Regions from separate parts of the Homo sapiens genome. Here region 2 is linked to region 1. Evidence: read pairs that join two places in POLR2A ChIA-PET (ENCODE). Cell type or tissue: PC-9. All regions are shown on one strand.

Region 1 (2,500 bases):
CAGACCCTCGGAAGAAAGCGAACTGCTCCTGTAGGACCTGGGAGACACCCCAAATACTGTACCGCAGAAGAGGGAAAGGGAGACCCTCTTCTCCCGAACACACACCCCCACTGGAGAAGCTGAAGATCTGTTTGCAGAAGTTTCCAACTTTACCTGGAGCTGAGTCAAGTTAGAGAGCCAAGCAAAAATACAGGGGTAGAGGAAGCAGCAGAAAGGTCCCAGGAGCTTGCTGGGTCCCCAAGCAGCCCATTCCTGCCTGGCACCACAGGGAACCATAGGGAGGGTGGCCAGAGGACCAGTGAATAAAACTCCACAGGAAGAAGGAATTCTCTAGCTGAATTTTGTAACAACTTGAACAGGGTGAGAAGCCTCCTGGCCAGAACTCAGGGGAGGGCGGGAATCTGGAGCGCAGACTTCACAGGTAGGGGAAGAACTGAAGCCCTTTTCTTTCGCAGCTGGGAGACGGATAGCCTCGGGCAAGTTTTCAAGCATATCTCGTCCTCCACCTGGAAACAGACTTAGAGCTGTTGAGGGGAGCACGGCAGGAGTGAGACTGGCCCTTTGGTTTGCATGGGAGCCTGGTGAGGCCTGTGGCTACCAGCTTTCCTCCACTTCCCAGACAACCTGTGTGACTTAGCAGAGGCAGCCATAATCCTCCTAGGTACACAACTCCAATGACCTGGGAATCTCACCTCAATTCCCCACAGCAGCTTCAGCAAGACCCACCCAAGGAGAGTCTGAACTCAGACATGCCTAGGCCCACCCCCACCTGATGGTCCTTCCCTACCCACCCAGGCAGCAGAAGACAAAGGGCATATAACCTTGAGTGTTCTAGGGCTGCACCCACTGCCAGTCTCTCTCCACACTGCTACAGCTAATGCTTTCTGAAAAGCGCCACCTCCTGGCAGGAGGCCAACCAGCACAAAAATAGAGCATTAAACCACCAAAGCTAAAGACCCTCATGGAGTCCATTGCACCATCGGCCACCTCCACTGGAACAGGAGCTTGTATCCATGGCTGAGAGAACCATAGACAGTTCAAATCACAGGACTCTGTGCAGACAACCCCCTGCATCAGCCCAGAGCTGGGTAGACTCGCTGGGTGGCTAGACCCAGACAAATATCACTGCAGTTTGTCTCACAGGAAGCCACATCTATAGGAAAAAGGGGAGAGTCAAGGGAACACCCTGTGGGACAAAAGAAACTGAACAAAAGGCTTCAGCCCTAGACCTTCCCTCTGAAAGAGCCTATCCAAATGAGAAGGAACCAGAAAACCAACCCAGGTAATATGATAAAACAAGGCCCTTCAACACCCCCCACTAAAATCATACTACTTCATCAACAATGGATCCAAACCAAGAAGAAATCCCTGATTTACCTGAAAAACAATTCAGGTGGTTAGTTATTAAGCTAATCAGGGAAGGATCAGAGAAAGGCGAAGCCCAATGCAAGGAAATCCAAAAAATGATACAAGAAATGAAGGGAGAAATATTCAAGGAAATAGATAGCTTAAAGAAAAAACAATAAAAAAATTCAGGAAACTTTAGTCACACTTTTAGAAATGCAAAATGCTCTGGAAAGTCTCCGCAATAGAATTGAACAAACAGAAGAAAGAAATTCAGAGCCTGAGGACAAAGTCTTCAAATTAACCCAATCCAACAAAGAAAAAAAATAAGAAAATATGAACAAAGCCTCCAAGAAGTCTGGGGTTATGTTAAATGATGAAACCTAAGAATAATCAGTGCTCCTGAGGAAGAAGAGAATTCTAAAAGCCTGGAAAACATATTGGGGGGAATAATTGAGGAAAACTTCCCCGGCCTTGCGACAGACCTAGACATCTAAATACAAAAAGCACAAAGAACACCTGGTAAATTCATCGCAAAAGATCTTTGCCTAGGCACATTGTTATCAGGTTATCCAAAGTTAAGATGAAGGAAAGAATCTTAAGAGCTGTGAGACAGAAGATGCAGGTAACCTATAAAGGCAAACCTATCAGATTAACAGCAGATTTCTTTGCAGAAACCCTACAAGCTAGAAGGGATGGGGGACCTATCTTCAGCCTCCTCAAACATAATAATTATCAGCCAAGAATTTTGTATTCGGTGAAACTAAGCATCACATATGAAGGAAAGATACAGTCATTTTCAGACAAACAAATGCTGAGAGAATTTGCCATTACCAAGCCACCATTATAAGAACTGCTAAGAGGAGCTCTAAATCTTGAAACAAATCCTGGAAACACATCAAAACAGAACCTCGTTAAAGCATAAATCACACAGGACCTGTAAGACAAAAATACAAGTGAAAAAGCAAAAACAAAAACCGAAAAACCCCAAAGTACACCAGCAACAAAGGGCACGTTGAAAGCAATGGTACCTCACATTTCAATACTAACATTTAATGTAAATGGCCTAAATGCTCCACTTGAAAGATACAGAAACACAGAGTGGATAAGAACTCACCAACAAACTATCTGCTGCCTTCAGGAGACTCACCTAACA
Region 2 (2,500 bases), 360 kb before region 1:
GAAATGGTTGTATTAGATGTTCTCTATCATTTAATAATATACTTGTGGACTAAAAGATATAAGTGCTGTATAAAATCAGCCAATTATGTTAAACTAGCATATCTGCCTTTATTGTGTTTGTCATTAGCCTGAGTAGAAAGGCCTTTAAAATTTTTTTAGAAAGCATTTGAATGCATTTTGTTTGGTATTGTATTTATTCAATAAAGTATTTAATTAGTGCTAAGTGTGAACTGGACCCTGTTGCTAAGCCCCAGCAAGCAATCCTAGGTAGGGTTTAATCCCCAGTAAAATTGCCATATTGCACATGTCTTAATGAAGTTTGAATGTTAAATAAATTGTATATTCACTTTAAAGGTGCTTTTGGTCATTTTATTTTTATTACAACTTCATTATTTACAAAACCCCCCATCCAGATATATTCACGTTAACAATTCTGAGATAACTGCTGCATCACAGTTGCACAAAGGCTGATGAGTTGCAAATGTTCATCAGCACCATCTGCTAGGCATTTGTCAACTTCCTACGAGAAAAATTTAAGAAATTAGCATCCTTCAGGTAGTTAAATGTTCCATTGACATGTGCAAAGTACCTACTTACGGCAAGTTTTTCTGTGATAATAGACTTCTGTTTATCAGATAAGTTATTTTCTACAACCACATCATGGAGTTGATTGACGAGCTGAGTTGCTGCATGACCCTCATCTATTAAATCCTATAATAAAAAAAACTTTTGGTATGATGACTTAATATTCCTTTCCCCAAAGTTAGTAAGCTGACTTTACCTTGACCACAGCTTCTAGTTTGTCAAAAGAGCCACTCTGACAGGCAGCAAATACTCCATCAATTTTCTCAGCTGGTATTACCTAGGTAATTGAATGTTCGGTATTAAAGATGTTTCTAGGTGAGACTAGACATACACTCTGCCAACTGGCCCCCGTGCCCCCAGTCATTTCTGTTCCACACCTAAGTTCCATACTTTCCTGGGAAGGCTTTGGGAGAACGGAAAGGGCCAGAGTAACTCCAGTCACCACTAAGCAACCAAGGTGCTAACAACTGTGCTTTTAAAGCCCTTTAATGGCTTTGTGAACTTCCAAGTTTGGGCACACATGGATTATAGCTTGTTCTGGTCAGTGGATGAAGATTAAGTTTTCCCCTAGCGGCTATAACGATTCCTCAGAACAGTGGCCAAGATCAATCAAAAAGACTGATTTCTTTAAAGGGGAAGTGCCCTTTCTCTCAATGTCTCCATGTAAAGATGCCACTAATGAGATTGGTTTAAAAAGTCCACAATATCCAGAAAATTAAAGAGGATTAGTGGTACCAGTCTTGTCATATGGAAGGCCTACCGTGAAGGTGAAAAACGTCATAGAAACAAAGAGGATTAGTGGTACCAGTCTTGTCATATGGAAGGCCTACCGTGCAGGTGAAAAATGTCACAGAAACAAAAGTTGTTAAGTAGTAGTGATTCTGAAGTGAGTTTTTACATGGGAGTATCCAAAGACAAGTGGGGTACTCCATTCTCTTTAATAAATGATTACTGTAAGTTGGATATGCCTTTTGTTTATATACAACTGGCAAAATAGTTTTCATGTATAAGAACATCTGCTAAAATTGATTTAACTGCCAAAGGCATCTCTTATAAAATCTAAAAACTGAAGGCTGGGTGCGGTGGCTCCCACCTATAATCCCAGCACTTTGGAAGGCTAAGCGGGGGGCGGATCACCTGAGGTCAGGAGTTCCATACCAGCCTGGTCAACCAACATCGTGAAACCCCGTCTCTACTAAAAATATACAAATTAGCTGGGCATGGTGGCAGGTGCCTGTAATCCCAGCTAATTGGGAGGGTGAGGCGGGAGGTGGAGGTTGCAGTGAGTCGGTATTGCGTCACTGCACTCCAGCCTGGGCGACACAGCAAGACTCTGTCTCAAAAAAAAAAAAACAAAAAAACTAACAACTGAAAGTGTCCTTTTCTTTCCTGAAATGTCTGTTACATGCCTGACAAACTGAAAAGTCAGTGCTATCTCCTCACCTCAAACACTCTGATACTCCCAGGTTATTCCCTTATACTTCCTAGTGCAGTACTTGGCACTTGCTAAACACCCAGTATTTGTTGGATGAAAATTTCCTAAAAGCCACAAAAAAGCCAACTAAAAAGAAATTCAGAATATCCAGTACTCTTACCCCGGCAATGTCTGTAATCACTTTCTCTGTGATCTCCTTTCCACCTGTTAATCGAGTAGCGCTTTGAAGAAATGTAATGGCTTTTCTTAAGTCTCCTTCTGACACTTTAACAAGATAAGCTATTCCCTGAAGAGAAAAGAGTTGTTTTTAACCTATGATGGCCAATTAAGGATTTATAACTTTAATTTTAAAATGTTTAATAAAAGTGAAAAACCCTGTTTTAGTCTAGAGTTAATGAGAAAAAACATTTCTGTTTTGGGAGAAAATATGATCAGTCTAGGGGCCGGGTACAATGGAAGGATAGAGATCTCTTGCTTCTG

Evidence for each region. ChIA-PET counts read pairs that join two places held together with the same protein. Peaks named below come from ENCODE experiments on the same cell type or tissue, not always from the same donor. Only the 100,000 strongest peaks of a DNase experiment are listed, where the experiment ranks them.
Region 2: POLR2A ChIA-PET joins it to region 1 with 12 read pairs; 7 of 35 experiments call an interaction of 5 or more read pairs at or near these places.

The regions. Positions count from the first base shown.
Region 1 is chr3:187,149,912-187,152,411 of GRCh38, forward strand. No RefSeq gene overlaps it. Among named protein-coding and RNA genes, the nearest start is that of RPL39L, 12 kb to the left of the region's middle. In PC-9, a CTCF peak has its summit at 934 (motif pointing left); no DNase peak of the experiment used is centred here.
Region 2 is chr3:186,789,545-186,792,044 of GRCh38, forward strand. It overlaps EIF4A2 (eukaryotic translation initiation factor 4A2), which reads left to right. Exons shown (of 11, transcript NM_001967.4): 11 at 1-353. It overlaps RFC4 (replication factor C subunit 4), which reads right to left. Exons shown (of 11, transcript NM_002916.5): 8 at 2,181-2,306; 9 at 782-862; 10 at 598-711; 11 at 356-520. The coding sequence ends at 425. Among named protein-coding and RNA genes, the nearest start is that of SNORA4, 3.2 kb to the left of the region's middle. In PC-9, CTCF peaks have their summits at 871 and 1,165; DNase peaks (open chromatin) are centred at 997, 1,177, 1,387 and 1,747; H3K27ac peaks cover 1,891 bases.